Linked DNA regions of Homo sapiens: region 1 is linked to region 2. Evidence: read pairs that join two places in POLR2A ChIA-PET (ENCODE). Cell type or tissue: GM12878. All regions are shown on one strand. Each heading gives the region's core, and the rest is flanking DNA. Links, peaks and the distances in the headings are about the cores only. Region 1 has its middle 650 kb from the start of EPHA3. Region 2 has its middle 940 kb from the start of EPHA3.

Region 1 (8,348 bases), core at 93-8,092, 290 kb before region 2:
CTATGAAGCCCATAAAAAAATGATGAGTTCATGTCCCTTGTAGGGACATGGTTGAAGCTGGAAACCATCATTCTCAGCAAACTATCGCAAGAACAAAAAACCAAACACCGCATATTCTCACTCATAGGTGGGAACTGAACAATGAGAACACATGGACACAGGAAGGGGAACATCACACTCTGGGGACTGTTGTGGGGCGGGGGGAGGGGGGAGGGAGAGCATTGGGAGATATACCTAATGCTAGATGACGAGTTAGTGGGTGCAGCACACCAGCATGGCACATGTATACATATGTAGCTAACCTGCACATTGTGCACATGTACCCTAAAACTTAAAGTATAATAATAATAAATAAATAAATAAATAAATAAAGAGAAGACTTCTGGATTGGAAAGCAGAAAATGAGTGCAATTACGGACGGAATGCAGGGGGATTTAAACTGAATATTAATGTTCTATTTCTTAAGCTGGTGTTATAAAAATGTATAAGTACTGTATATATTTTTAAAATGCTACATATGCATATTTTGTATATTTTTATCTGATAAATTTTACATTAAAATATTTTAAGATAAAAAATAAAAAAATATAAAAGCAAAGAGAAAATGGAGCAGAGGGAGAGAGAAAATAGGAAAATGTAATCAATGTTTAATATAAAGAAAAATAGTAAGTTAGAGGGCAAAGCAAGTGAACTCTGCAATCCTTAGCGAGATAAGAAATCACACTGATGAACCACTGTAGTCAAAGGAAATTATTTTTCCTCAGAATCCTTCGCTTGGAATTCTAATGCTGTAATTGAAATGGAAGGCAGTGTGGTCTATATCAGCTAACAGAGGCACAGGAAATCAACCACAATGATCAACCACACAGGAGACAGAGGGGCAGTGGCTTTTGAAACTTTAATTTTATTTAGTTATGTGCTTAGAAAAGAAAAAAAGGGAGGAAACTGTGAATGCTTAGTTTTGAATATTAACTGCAAAAAATATTCTAACACAACAGAAGGAGATTGTGACAAATGATGAGTGCGTTTCAAACATTTAGAGAGTTTTATTTTTTTCAAATAAGAATAGATTCATCTGAGTGCCTCTGTGGTAGAAATATCAAGTTAACATCTTTTCTTTCTTACATTACAGATATAATTATGTATCTATACACAATTCTGTATCTGTATCTATATACAATTCTGGCTCGTTGCAAGTAAAATTGAACACACTGTCTTTAAAAATGCACCTACCTACATATGTACTTACACGCATATCAATTATAAAAAGTGAACACAGATCAATTAAATACAATTTTTCAAAACTTAGAGTTTAAAAAGCAACAACAGCAGCAACAATATTTAGGCTATTTCCCACACATATTTATTTTAAGAGGTTGTTTAATTTGCAAAACCTCCCAGTGCTGAGGGACTTAGAGCTGCAAAATGTTAGAACAGAAGGAACATCAGAGTTCATAAAATTCAACCTCCAATTATGTTGATATTACAATTGGAGGAAATGCAACTGATTGTGCTTGTTGTTTAATGTCACGGAGTTAGTGGTAAGCAGAACTGTTAAGTTGGCCCTAAGCTAATTCTGTGTACCTTACATGTTGGCAAGGATGTGGTGGGGTGAGGAGACAATGATGGTACCAACCTAGGAGAAAAAAGAAGTTTTATTGGAGGAACATGAAGAAAATATGCCTGCTCTAGGGCCTTTACCTACCCTAGGTGAGAAGGCTGGCTCGGGAGATGCAATGTGCTCTGTGTTGCATAAAGACAATTTATTACAACAGTTCACAAGAGACGTGTAATGAGACCGTGCAGGTAGGGTTACCTGGTAAAATACGAGACACACAGTTACTTTTTAATTTCAGGTAAAATTTCTTTCTTAGTATAAATATGCCCCATGCAATATTTGAGACATACAGATATTAAAAATGTATCATTATTTATCTGAAATTAAACTCTAATTGGGTTTCCTATATTTTCATTTGGTAAAACTGGCATCCCTACATTTAGGGCATTTCCAGAAAAGCAGGAATGCTGCCAGGCCTAGGCACAGCAAGAGAATACCCAGGTCTCCATGAACTCTCTGGGAAAGAATATAGTATCAATGATTTGTAGGGTGTGAAATGCTTTTTAAAGGCTAAAATGATTATCTATGTCTATTTTTAGAGACTTGTAATTTCTTAAAAAAATTTAACTTGGGGGTAAAAGTATCTTTCTGCCATTTTGTAGCTATCAGGAATGTATCAATATAGTATTATTTGATACAATAAATATTTGCAGAAAAACAATTATAAGACAATGATATGGGCATTACAAAATAATTATAGTTCTTCAGTTTAAAATTAAGTATTCTCTTCCCTATAATACATGGCTGGTTAGATTACTGAAATAGATTTTAAATCAGTAAACCATAAAGTAACCTTCAACTCTGCATTTTCTTGGTTATACTCAAGAATTTATATATTTTGGGGGAAAGATGAATTATTGAGTACTCCAAAGAGAATACTATAAACACCTTTATGCAAATAAACTAGAAAATTTAGACAAAATGGATAAATTCCTGGATACGTATACCCTCCCAAGACTGAACCAGGAAGCGGAATCACTGATTAGACCAATAACAAGTTCTGAAATTGAGGCAGTAATAAATCGCCTACCAACCAAAAAAAGTCTAGGGCCAGATGGATTTATAGCTGAATTCTACCAGAGGTACAAAGAGGAGCTGGTACCATTTCTTCTGAAACTATTCCAAGCAATTGCAAAGGAGGGACTCCTCCATGACAAAAAACAGCTGATATCATACTGAAGGGGCAAAAGTGGGAAGCATTTCCCTTGAAAACCTCCACAAGACAAGGATGCCCTCTCTCACCACTCCTATTCAACATAGTATTGGAAGTTCTGGCCAGGGCAATCAGGCAAGAGAAAGAAATAAAGGTTATTCAAATAGGACAAGAGGAAGTCAAATTGTCTCTGTTTGCAGATGACATGATACTGTATGTAGAAAACCCCAATATCGCAGCCCAAAAGCTTCTTAAGCTGACAAGCAACTTCAGCAAAGTCTCAAGATACAAAATCAATGTGTAAAAATCACAAGCATTCCTACACACCAATGACAGAGGAGCAAAGAGCCAAATCATGAATGAATTCCCATTCACATTTGCTACAAAGGAAGAAAATACCTAGGAATACAGCTAACAAGGGAAGTGAAAGACCTCCTCAAGGAGAGCTACAAACCACTGCTCAAAGAAGTCAGAGGGAACACAAACGAATGGAAAAACATCCCATGCTCGTGGATAAAAAGAATCAATATTGTAAAAATGGCCATGCTGCCCAAAGTAATTTAGAGATTCAATGCTATTCCCATTAAACTACTATTGACGTTCTTCCCAGAATTAGAAAAAAATATATATTTTAAAATTCGTATGGAACCAAAAAAGCACTAATATAGCAAGATAATCCTAAGCAAAATGAACAAAGCTGGAGGGATCACACTACCCAACTTCCAACTATACTACAAGACTACAGTAACCAAAACTGTAACCTCTGTTCCACTGGTCTATGTGTCTGTTTTGGTACTGGCATGGTACATCATCATTGGTGTGCAGAAATGCTACTGAGTTTTGTACACTGATTTTATGTCCTAAAACTTTACTGAAGTCATTTATCAGTTCCAGGAGGTTTTATTTGGTAGGGTCTTTAAGGTTTTCTAGATCTAGAATTGTATCATCAGAGAAGAGAGCTAGTTTGACTTTCTCTTTTCCTATTTGGTTGTGGGTTTTTGTTTGTTTGTTTGTTTGTCTGAGACAGAGTCTTGCTCTGTTAGCCAGCCTGGTTCAGTGGTGCGATCTCTGCTCACTGCAACTTCCACCTCCCAGGTTCCAGCGATTCTCCTGCCTCAGCCTCCCAAGTTGCTGGGATTACAGGCACCCGCTAACATGCCTGGCTAATTTTGTATTTTTAGTAGAGATGGGGTTTCGCCATGTCGGTTAGGCTGGTCTTAAACTCCTGACCTCAGGTGATCTGCCCGCCTTGGCCTCCCAAAGTGCTGGGATTAGAGGCGTGAGCCACAGCGCCCGGCTTGGTTGTGTTTTCTTTCTGTTACCCGATGGCTCTGGCTAGGACATCCTGTACTATGTTGAATAGGAGTAGTGAGACTGAGCATCTTTGTCTTGCTCCAGTTCTCTAGGAAAATGTTTCCAGCTTTAGTCTATTCAATATGATGTTGGCTATGGATTTGACATCATAGATGACATTTATTATTTTGAGATATATTTATTTGATGCCTAGTTTTGTGAGAGTTTTTATTATGAAAGAAATTTGAATTTTATCAAAGGCTTTTTTGTGTTATCTATTGAGACAAACATGTGGTTTTTATTTTTAATTCTCTTTATGTCTTGAATCACATTTATGGATTTGCATATGTACAACCAACTTTGCATCCCAGTAATGAAGTCTACTTGGTCATGGCGAATTATCTTTCAGATGTGCTGCTGGATTTTGTTGAGGATTTTCGCTTCTATGTTCATCAGGGAAATTGGCCTGCTGTTTTCTTTTTTCACCATGTCTTTGCCAGGTCTTGCCAATGTGTTACTGACTTCATAGAATGAGTTAGAGATTAGTTTCTCCTCCTCAATCTTTAAAATAGTTTCAACACAATTGGTAACAGCTCTTCTTTATACATTTGATAGAATTCAGCTTTGAATTCATCTGTTGCAGAGCTTTTTTTGGTTGGTAGATTTTTTTTTTTATTACTGATTCAATTTTGGGACTCAATATTGGTCTGTTCAGGGTTTCAATTTCTTCCTGATTCAATCTTGGGAAGTTGTGTGTTTCTAGGAATTGATCCATTCCCTCTAGATTTTTCTTGTTTTTGTGTATAGAGGTGTTCATAATAGTCTCTGGGGCTCTTTTGTATTTCTGTGAGATGTGTTGTAATGTCATCTTTGTTGTTTCTGATTGTGCTTATTTGGGTCTTTTCTCTTTTTTTCTTAGTTAACCTAGCTAGCAGTCTATTGATCTTGTTGATCCTTTCAAAAACCAACTTTTGGTTTTATTGATTCTATGCTTGAATTTTTTGCTCTAAATTTTGTTCAGTTCTGCTCTGATTTTGGCTGTTTCTTTTCTTCGACTAGCTTTAAGGTTGGTTTGTTCTTGTTTTCTTGCTCCTTTACTTGTTATATGAGATCATTATTTGAGATTTCCCTAACTTTTTGAGGTGAGAGTATGGCACTATAAACTCTCCTGTTTACACTGCATTTGCTGCACCCCATAGATTTTTGGCATGTTGTATCTCTGTTTTCATTATTTCAATTTTTTTTATTTCTGCCTTAATTTCATTGCTCACCTAAAAGTCATTCAAGAACAAGTTGTTTAATTTCAATGTAATTGTATGGTTTGGGGAGACCTTCTGGGTATTGAGTTCTATTTTTATTCCACTGTGGTCCCAGAGTGTGGTTGATATGTTTTGATTTTATTGAATTTATTGAGATTTGCTTTATCACTGAGCAAGTGGTTGATCCTGGAATATGTGCCATGTATAGATGAGAAGAATATGTATTGTATGTTTGATGGGTGGAGTATTCTGCAGTTGTCTATCAGGTCCAATTGGTCAAGTGTCAAATTTAAATCCAGAATTTCTTTGTTAGTTTTTTTCCTTAATGATGTCTTTAATGCTATAAGTAGATTGCTGAAGTCCTCCATTTTTATTCTGTGGCTTTCTAAGTCTTTTTCTGTCTAGAAGTGTTGTTTTGTGAATCTAGGTGCTCCAATGTTGGGTGCATATATATTTAGGTTTAATTACCTTGTTGAATTGAACTCCTTATTAGTATGTAATGCCCTTCTTTGTCACTTTTTACTGTTGTTGATTTAATGTCTCTTTTGTCTGATAGAAGAATTGTGACACCTGTTCTTTTTTGTTTTCTATGTATATGATAAGTCTTTCTTCAATCTTTTAAGTTGATTTATGGGTGTCATTATGTGTGAAATGGGTCTCCTGAAGACAGCAGATGAATAAATAGATAAGTCTAATTTTTGTAATGCAAGTTGCTACTCTGTGCCTTTTAAGTAGGGTTTTTCCATTGTTTATATTCAATATTAATATTGATATATTTGGTTTTGACCCTATCATAAAGTTGTTAGATGGCCGCTTTGTAGTTTCTATTGTGTGCTTACTTTATAGGGTCTGTGAACTATGTACTTCAGTGTATTTTTGTGGTAGCAGGTGTTATTCTCTTATTTCCATGTTAGAACTCCCTTAAGACTCTCTTGTAAGGCTGATCTAGTGGTAATGAATTTCCGTTCCCTTAGTACTTGTTTGTTTGTAAAAGATTGTATATCTGCTTCATTTATGAAGCCTAGTTTGGCAGAATATGAAATTCTTGGTTGGATTTTCTTGTCTTTATGGATACTGAAACTCCATTCTCCCCAGGCTTGTAAACTTTCTGCTGAGAAGTCTGCTGTTAGTCTGATGGTATTCCTTTTGTATGTCATCTGATATTTTACTTTAGCTGCCTTTAAGATTTTTTTCAGGCAAGGCACAGTGGCTCACACCTGTAATCCCAGCACTTTGGGAGACCAAGGCAAGTGGATCACTTGAGGCCAGGAGTTTGAGGCCAGCCTGGCTAACACAGCAAATACTGTCTCTATTAAAAATATAAAAATTAGTTTGGTGTGGTGGTATACTCCTGTAGTCACAGCTACTCGGGAGGGTGAGGCGAGAGTATTGCTTGAACCCAGAAGGTGGAGGTTACAATGAGCCAAGATTGTGCCACTGCACTCCAACCTGGGCAACAAGAAAGACTTTGTCAAAAAAAAAAAAAAAAAAAAAAAGAGAGAGAAAGAAAAAACAGAAAAGAAAAATAAATTGTTTTCTTTAGCATTGACCTTGGATATTCTGGTGACTATATGCCTCATGACATTCATTTTGTATAGTATTTTGCAGATGTTCTCAGGTTTTCTTCTAACTCTCTAGGGAGATTAGGGAGGTTTTCTTGAATTATTTTCTGAAATATGTTTTTCAGGATTTTTTTTCTCCTAATCTATCAGCAATGTCAATGATTCATAGGTTTGATCACTTTACACAATCAAAGACTGTCCATTTTTAAAATTTATTTTTCTTTTACATTTTTTCTGACTGGGTTAATTTGAAAGAATGGGCTTCAAGCACTGAACTTTTTCTTCTTCTTCCTCCAGTCTACTAATAAAGATTTCAGTTGTATTTTAAAAATAATTAAATAAGTTTTTCAATTTCAGCAGCTCTAATTCATTTTGTTTTAAGATGTTTGTCTCCTCTTTCATTTCTTGGATTGATTTAGAAGTTTCTTTGTGTTGATTTTCAACCTTGTCTTGGATCTTGTTGAGCTTCCTTGCAATCCGTACTCTCAATTCTTCATCTATCTTTTCTGTCTTTCCATTTTGATTAAGAACCATTGCTGGAGAGCTAATGTGATCCTTTGGTGGATCACAAAATTCAGATTTTTCATTGTGCCAGTTTTTCTGCACTGATTCCTTCTCATCTGGAGACTCTGGCACTTCTAACTTTTTACTTATTTTGTGGGACAGGATTTTCTTTATTCTTTCCCTATACTATTATTATTATTATTTATTTCCCTTTCCTCCTGCCAAAGGGAGTGACTGTAGCAAATCCTGGGTAGCGGCTTTGGCTTTGCTTCTTTGCATTTCTGTCAGCAGGTTTTACATTGGGCTGGGTTCAACCTATGAGCCAGTAGATGATGATGGGTAAGAGGTGCTGATGGGTAAGAGCCAGCTAAGGTGTCTGTGTTGTTTACCTGATCCTTGTTTACTAGGAGAAACTCTCTGTTGCCTCAGCCAATGGGCGGATCTGTGGAGTGCACAGTGGTCTCCCTGCTCAACCCGAGGGGTGTGGGGTAAAAATGGGTGGGCCCAGACCAGACAGGCCCACCTAAGGGTCTCTTGATGGCAGACACAAGCACCAGTGCTGAGGGCAAGTTCTGTAGATGATCATAAAGCCCCCAGAGGTGTGCCTAGGCATGGAGCTCTGAAATCTCCTTGGCCCCAAATTCTCTACACAGGGATTGAGGGTGGCCTAATGTCCTAATCCAAGACAGTGGGTGCTCCAGATGCCTGAAGGTCTGCCTGAGTGTAAAGCACAGAGGGCCCCACTTCAGCACAATATGCACAGAAAAGGTGGGGCAGTTGAGGCTGCTCATCTGGGAAAGTGGGTGCTCCAACTGCCTGGAGCTCTGCCTGGATATGAAGCAGACAGGGCCCCATTGGACCCAGATCTCTGCACAGGAAGGGTGAGGTGGCTCAGGCTGATGATCTTGGCAAGTGGGTACTCCAAATACCTGGAGATCAGCCTGTGCATAAAGTAGAGA
Region 2 (8,348 bases), core at 279-8,278:
TCCTGTTATTAATTTTTCAAGATCTGAACACATTTCTTGGATTGAAGGCATCCAAACAGTCTCTAGCAGGAAAATATATAACACACAATCCTTTAAAAATACTTACAATAACAGCTGCGATTTATAACAACAAATGAAAGATGAAGGAAATATACAAATCATAAACTTCAAGAAACACATAAATCTTTATGAAGTCTTATCATAACTCAGGCAGAATGTTATCCTTTCAAAATCTGCCAGATCACACCAGACATTATATCCAGTTTGAAAACTCAGGTGCTTTGAAGTTGTTATCTTTGAAGTCCTCTTAGCGTTGGGGTTTTGGTCACTCCTCAGATCACAGCAATTTAGGCATTAGTTCTATGTGGTCCTATTGTTTCCCTATGCCAGTTACTGTTTCTTTTTCCCTTTAATACAAAAGCACATAATTTTGTTCTCCATGATAAATAATCTGAAAAATTTAAACACTGTTGCATAAAAAATGTTAAATGTATAAGCAATAATAAAAGACTTGGTTTATTTGCACAGAAAAAAACAACCTCTTTTCTTTCAAACTACTGTCTTCATTTTTTTTCTTTCTTTTAAGAAAATCACAGTCTGTATTGTACCCTTCAAACCAACTCCTCCTACTTGGGTTTTGTTGCTTGCAGGTAAGATTTTGGCCAGAATATGCAGACTTTCTTGTCTTCTCATGTTCATTTGTTTATTCTTTCAAATGAAAATTGGTTCGAATGTCTACTAAGTGCCAAGCACTATTCTAGGTGCTAGATACATTAGTGAACAGAATCACAGATAACCAAGAAACTTATATTCTAGTTGGGGAAAGGCATTAAAAATGAATGATTCTATGGAAAAAAATGAAAATAATCAAGCATGGTAAAGAAGATCAGAAGGCCAGTGTTAGGAGTGGGAGGCAGCAGGGAGGGATAGAAGGGGCAAGCAGGACTTAATATTAATTACGGTGAGGGCAAGCCTCATTGAAATGGTGAGATTTAAACAAGGAGATGAGTTTAGCTAAATAGATATCTGGAAGACGAACATTTCAGAATAGATAGAGCAAAAACCTTAAAACAGGAACATATCTGGTAATGTTCACACATCAAGGAAGCCAACGTGCTAAAGCCGACTGAGCTTGTGCAAAATGGTAGGAAGAGCCAGGTGGGGGAGGGGCAAAAGACAGACCATGAGAGACCATGTCGGCCATTTTATTACATACTTTAAAAGGATAGCTAAGTACCCAGGCAAGAGATTGTGGTGATTCTGAAAAGGGAAATAACAGCAGTGGATATGTTTTAAAGATAGAGTCATCATCATTTCCTGAACAGAATGGATATAAAATGTAAGAAAAAGAAAAAAGATAATTACTGCTCCAAAGGTTTCCACTTAAACGACTACAAGAATGGAAGTAAAGCAGATTTTCACGGAGCAGGAAGGAAGTAAAAGGGCAGTATAAGGACAGAATATTTGAAATTTTACAAAGTTTCAAACATGCTGCATTGTGGATGTCTATTAGACAGTGAAATGGAGATGTTAAGTAGACAATTGAATATATGAGTCTGTGGTTTGAGAGCACAGTCTGGCCAAGGGCGTTAAAAATTGGGAAGTCATCAGCATTTAAATAGTATTTAAAGTTATGAGACTGGAGGAGATGACCATAAGTCTGTAACAGACACAGACGCACACACATACACACGTACACACACACACACACACACACACACACAAAATCTAAAATCTGAACTTTGGGCCATGCCAGAGTTTTAATGGGTCAGGCAAAAAAGAAGGAACCAGCAAAGGCAACTGAGAATGAGGAATCAGTAAATTAGGAATAAAGTCATCAAGTTCAGAGTTCTGGAAATAAAATCTTAAAATATATATAAGGAAGGGAGAGGGCACAACAATATAAATGCTGCTGATAGGTTCAGTACTTCCAGTAAATATGGTTAGGTACTTTTAGAAGTTAGATATATGAAAGGTGTTCTATTTTGTTCTGAAAAGTGATGATCAAGCTATGAACCAGCAAAACTTTTAAAGGAAAGGGCTATCAGAAATCATGATAGATAGATCATGATAGAGTTTCTAGCATTACTCTACTGTATTCTGAAACTCTGATTTTGATAAAATATATCATTACACATATGTGACAGTATTCAAGTTGGATTTCAGCAGCCAAAACTTCAATGATACTGGTGGCTACTGAATCTGAATGTACAATTTTTAACATCCTCCAAATGCTTTTTGCTCTTGAATAGAAGAGATTTTGGAGTAAAAACAATCTTTAGCTCATTCTTCATTCTCTGAAACCTTAGAGACTGTTCCAACATATGTTCAATAGCATATTTATGGCTGTGACTGACTCCAGAAAACTGATTGTATTTAATCCTCTCATTATTACCTTTGGGAATAGTACACAAGTACATATTTTGAATTTTTTTTCTATTCCTGAAACTAAAAGGATCATAACAAAGCTTTGACACAATAAAGGATGTCTGCCAAATGTCAATCATTTTCCAAAGGGGTCTTTGGGGGAAGTTACTGATGAAAACACTTCTGAAATGCTTTCTAAATATTAAAAATGGAGCATTAAAAAAAACACTAAAGGCATTCTTAGACCATTTGGAAGCATGAATTTATGCTTGGCACACAACCTTCACTGATTCTCTCTCCCCATGGCCCATCCTAAATCCAAGGTGTCCAGACAAAATCTTGCCATATCAGCAAATATTACATAATTAGATTTTGTAATAGTTCTTCTAGATTTTACTTTAAAAGATTTCTCAATTAATACTAATCACTTAAAAGGCTCTTTTTAAAAAGGAAAAAATGAATTCCATTGTAAAATCGATATAACTTTTGGTAAAATAAAGATTATTTTTTAATAAAAATCATGGATATAATAGAAAAAAGTAATAGTTACATTTGAATAGGAGGCATTAATATCATTTATTAAATATATGGTACATTCAGACACTGTCCAAAATCCTCAGTATACACATCTCAATCATCAAATTATCATTTGCTTTAGATACAATTATTATGCCCACTTTATAGAAAATCAGTATCTTGCCCAAGTCACGCCTAATAGTGTAAGTGAATACTGCCCCTCGGAAAGCCACTGTGACATTTCTAGCTCCAGAACATTAGTGTCAGTCCTGAACTTGACATTTAATGTTTATATCATTTTGAAAAGTAATTCAGTTGGCCACTCAAGAGACTTAATTTCTTCTTCTATAAAAGTGATATTATCTTTAATTTTAAGTGCATTATTGTTGAAAAATATAAAATGTAAAATGTCTAATTATAATGGCAAAATATAAAATCCAAATACTGCTGAAGTATATTAATTAAAATTTTTAATTTTTTATTGAGGCAGACATTGTATTATTTAGACCTCTCCAGAGAAATGAAACCAATAGGGTGTGTATGCACAGGTAGATTAACCTTAAGGAATTGGCTCACCTGAGATTTGGACTCGCTGTCAAGTCTAAAATCTGCAGGGCAGGCCAGTGGCATGGAGACCCAGGGAAGAGTTGATGCCGCAGTCTTGAGTCCTAAGGCAGTCCAGAGGCAGAATTTCTTCCTCTTTGAAGGACTTCGGTCTTTATTCTTAAGGTCTCCAACTGATAGATGAAGTCAGTCACTTATTTTGCATGGTTATCTGGGTTACTCAAAGTCTACTGATTTAAATGTTAACCACATTTTAAAGATACCTTTAGATCAACATCCAGACTGGCATTTGACCAAACGACTGGGCACTATAGCCTAAGTTAACACATAAAATTAACCATCAGAGTCTAACACTTGTCAACTTGGCAACCCCACACATATCCTTAAGCCATACTTAATTGCACTTGATTATTAAAATTCTCCTTTGCTGAAGTCATACTTTAGCGAGCATTCACATAGGACACACATATTTTTATGTTTTTCTCCTATTCAGAGAGGTATATTGACATATCGTTTCCCCAGACCTCCTTGTCATCAATTTTCTGATTACGTTACTTTCAAGTTTCTAACCATCCATCTGAATCATTGAATCCACGTACAATCACATATCTTGCCATTTCTCTTTCCCAGCAAAATGAATAACCAGCACACTGCTTAAATTTCTGCTCACTGGAAATTTTTTTTTATTATCTTCCTTCATGGGTGTTTCGGAAAGAGACTTTAGTGCTGCATCTGTCTCCTTTCAGGTGGTGCTGAATATCATCCAGAACCATCTGTAACCCAGGCCCCGGTGTTCTCTTCCTGTGTCAACTGATCACAGGGAACTCCCCTTCAGGCCATAGGTAGAGGCTGGGAAAGATAGGGCAGTGTAGCAGGAGTGGTGACCATGAGCATTCGGTCCATTTCTTTAGGCAGCTTATGCCTTTGGGACCTGCTTGAGCCCAATCTCATACATTTCTTGCATTTGATGATGGAGTGCTACTGTGCACACTCAACTTTATGGCTTGGTGGGCCCATTTCATGAGGGCAGCATAAATTGCATGGTAACTTGATGGCCCATGTTTAAGTAATCAGTCTCTACTGATTACTTACAGTACTTACAGTAGCTTACAGTACTTACAGTAGCAAACCAAAAACTGTTTCTCAAAAGGAGGGTAGTTATCCACAGAGGATAGCAGGATTTTGCTCCCAAATCTGAAGTGTTTGCACTGTAATTCACTTACAGGGGCCTGATAAATGCTTCAGACAAAATTTTTATCTTCCACTGATACTTTATGCACCAAGAACATGCTGGATAATATGGTCTAAGAGGCACAGCAGATGGCATAGCACTATGACCTCTTACAGACACTTCTGTTCTGGGCTGCACTCAACACTGACAGCTTTCTGATAACCTGGTAAGTCATCTAGAGAAGCACACTCAGGTGAGGAAAACATTGCCTTCAAAATCCAAAGAAGCTCACTAGGCATTGTGCCTCTTTCCTGGTTGTAGGAGAGGCCTGTTGCCACAACTTATTCCTCATCTTAGAAAGAATATCTTTACGTGTCTCATACTACTGGATCCCTTGAAATTTCACTGAGGCAGAATTCCCCTGAATTTTTGTTGGATTTATTTTTCATCCTCTGACATGCAAATGTCTTACCAATAAGTTTAGAATACTTACTACTTCTGACTTACTAGTTCTAATCAGTATAATATCATCACTGTAACGGACCAGTATGATGTCTTGTGGAGATAAAAGCAATCAAGGTCTCTGAAAACTAAATTAACAACCTAAGGCTGGGAAATGGGTACACTCTGAGGTAGGACAGTAAAGGTGTATTATTGGCCTTGCCAACTGAAAGCAAACTGCGTCTCGTGGTTTTTATTAACAGAGATGGAGAAAAAAAATATTTGTCAAATCAGTAGCTACATATCAGATACTAGAGGATGTGTTAATTTTCTCAAGCAATGAAACCATATCTGGTACAGTAGCTGCAACTGGAGTCACTGCCATGTTAAGCTTAGAACAATCCACTGTCATTCTCCAAGATCTATCTATTTTCTGTTTAATAGGCAAGTTGGTTGGGGATACAGTGAGAGTCACCACTCCTGAATTTTTCAAGTTTCTGATGGTGGCACTAATCTCTGTGATTTTGCTTTTGAGTTACTATCTTCTTAGGAAGAGGAAGTTCTAGTGGCTTTCAGTTGGCCTTTCCCACCGTAAAAGACATCACCTTATAGGTCAAGGAAGAGACGTGTGGATTTTGCCAGTTGTTGATTATATCTATGTCACTTATGCATTGTGGAACTAGGGAAATAGCCACAGGATAGTTTTGGAGACTCACTGAACCCCACTGTGAAATGGACATGAGCCAAAACATCACCTTCATAAACTACTCTGACTGGTGGATCCCCATGGCATTTAGTGTCTCCTGGAAATTGTATCAATTCAGAGCCAGTGTCCAGTAATTTCTGAAGATCCTGATTGTTCTCTTTCCTGATACACAGTCACCCTGTATGATAAAAGGCTTACATCCCTGTTGGGGAAGGCTGGAAGAATTATTGGCAGTGTAGCTGGGTGCTTCCTCAAAGTTATCTCACCTCCCTTCACTTGAAGAATTTGGGCTTTATAAACTGACTCAAGTCTGAGAATTGATTGAGGGGCCATGACTGTCTGTTCTTATGATTCAGGCTAAACTTTTGTTCACTTGACTGTAGTCCTTATACAGATCAAGTACGAATTTAGTAGACTTCCAATTTATTTCACTTCTAGGAAAGTGATCAACTAGCCAATATCATAGAGCTCTGTGAATCAGACTATTTTAGTTACTGCTTTGACTCTAGTGTCCATTATAATAACCACATTTACCTTTATTTTAATGATTAAGTATCACCACTTGGCCTCTGACACAGTGAGATCCAATAATTTTCATTGAATTTTAGTTTCCCAATTTAATGGCAGCAGTTCACACTATAATTTCTGAGCTGCAAAGAAGAGTGATCATGGAGGTTTTCAGTGAGGCTGAAGTTCCCCTAACAAGTTTATTTCTCATGTTTGTGGCAATAAGTATGTCCTCTGGACTCTTCCTATGGTGGATGAGGAGGTCTTGCATGATAAATTCACACTTCTATTCCTATTTTCCCAACCCTTTGGATTCTTTTTTCTACTGCACATGAAGGCAGTTCTGGCATGTTAACTAATTAGTGTAGGTCACCTTTTATTCGTGTTTCAGCTAACCAACTAAACAAACTGTTAGAGGCTTTTCTAACCCCCCAAGATGCAATATTAAATCAACAATCTCTGTTTAGTTGGCTTAAATCAATAAATTTGGCTTGTTTCAACTTTATGTATTTTCTACCAATATCCCACACTCTTAACATTCATTCCCACACATATTTTCCATATTTCTGTCTGGATAAATTTTTAAATCATATAATTTTGTTTAGAGTGCAGCACACCTCCTCATGATCACAATTATATCTGCCTTAGTCCATTTTGGTTGCCATAAGAAAAGAGTTTAGATTAGGTACCTTGTAAACAATTGAAAATTATTTCTCACAGTTCTGGAGGCTGTAAAGCCCAGGATAAGGGCACCAGCAGATTCAGTGTCTGGTGAGGGCCTACTTGTAGGCTCATAGAACAGCACCTTCTCAATGTATCCTCACGTGGTAGAGGGAGAAAAGCGGATCTGGAGCCTATTAATAAGAGCACTAATCTCATTCATGATGCCTCCAACCTCATGACCTAACCACCTCCCAAAGGCTCCACCTTCTACCACCACCACATGGGTGATTAATTTTAACTTATTTAATTTTGGGGGAACACAAACCTTCAGATCATAGAAATACTTCACCTTTCAGGGCCTTCTGGAACTTGAGTCTAGTTATAGACTAGAAGCAAAGCAGGGTTCTGGAACTGTGTCTGGAGGTAAATCAGCAGTATCTTATAAGGCAATTATCTCAGAGAAGATCATTACAGTTTATTCAGGCAAATTAGTGTTAATCTCCTCTGGGGGGCGGGGGAGGGGAATAGCTACCTCTACTGGTAAAGAAGACCCAGCAGAATTTAGAAGCTTAATGTCCTCATCCTCATCAGTATTTTATAATACAGTATGACCACATTTTCACTTTTCAGGATCTTATTCCTTCCCAATCAATGCCCTCAATTTACCAGTAGATACCTTATGAAGTTGGGAATTAAATTTCTGTTATATTTCAGCCACTAACAGAATAAGAATCTGGGCCTCGTTTTCAGCACTTTCTCCTTTAGGACTACAAAAGATAAGGTTTTCTTTTGAGGCAGACAATATAACCTTTCAGGTAATTTATGCAGTGCTTTAGCTGGAAATTCAACCCTTTGAGCTCATACTTTTGTGTATCCACTTTTTCCAGCGCAATTACGAACAACCAGCCAATTTCATTTTACTTGTTAGTTTGATAAAAATCTTCTAAGGTATCAAATACATAGTCACCCAAAAACTTGCCTCTTATAAGTATTTAAACAGGAATATCCAATGATGATATTTTGCATATTTCTATGGACACATCACACCATGGCTATCAGTGTTTTTCCTGCTACAAATAGTGCCTTTAAATCTAATTGAGTGAGAGAATTGATTCTAGAAACCCCAGAACCAGTTCAGAAAACTCATCCTTAAGATTTAGTTTTTCTGAAACCAATCTCAATACCAAAATTTGTATTAGTCTGTGTTCCCTAGAGACAATCAATAAGTTCTATCTAAAATCTGCAGAGCAGACCAGCAGTATGGAGACCTAGGGAAAAGTTGAGTCCCAAGGAAGTTCAGGGGCAGAATTTCTTCATCTTTAGGGAAACTCAGTATTTCTCTTAAGACCTTCAACTGATTGGATGAGGTCAACACATGTAATGGAGAGTAATTTAGATTAGTCAAATTTTACA

Evidence for each region. ChIA-PET counts read pairs that join two places held together with the same protein. Peaks named below come from ENCODE experiments on the same cell type or tissue, not always from the same donor. Only the 100,000 strongest peaks of a DNase experiment are listed, where the experiment ranks them.
Region 1: POLR2A ChIA-PET joins it to region 2 with 5 read pairs; 2 of 35 experiments call an interaction of 5 or more read pairs at or near these places.

What each region holds. Positions count from the first base shown.
Region 1 is chr3:89,753,287-89,761,634 of GRCh38, forward strand. No RefSeq gene overlaps it. Among named protein-coding and RNA genes, the nearest start is that of EPHA3, 650 kb to the left of the region's middle. In GM12878, for the core only: no CTCF peak of the experiment used is centred there; a DNase peak (open chromatin) is centred at 3,597.
Region 2 is chr3:90,041,909-90,050,256 of GRCh38, forward strand. No RefSeq gene overlaps it. Among named protein-coding and RNA genes, the nearest start is that of EPHA3, 940 kb to the left of the region's middle. In GM12878, for the core only: no CTCF peak of the experiment used is centred there; no DNase peak of the experiment used is centred there.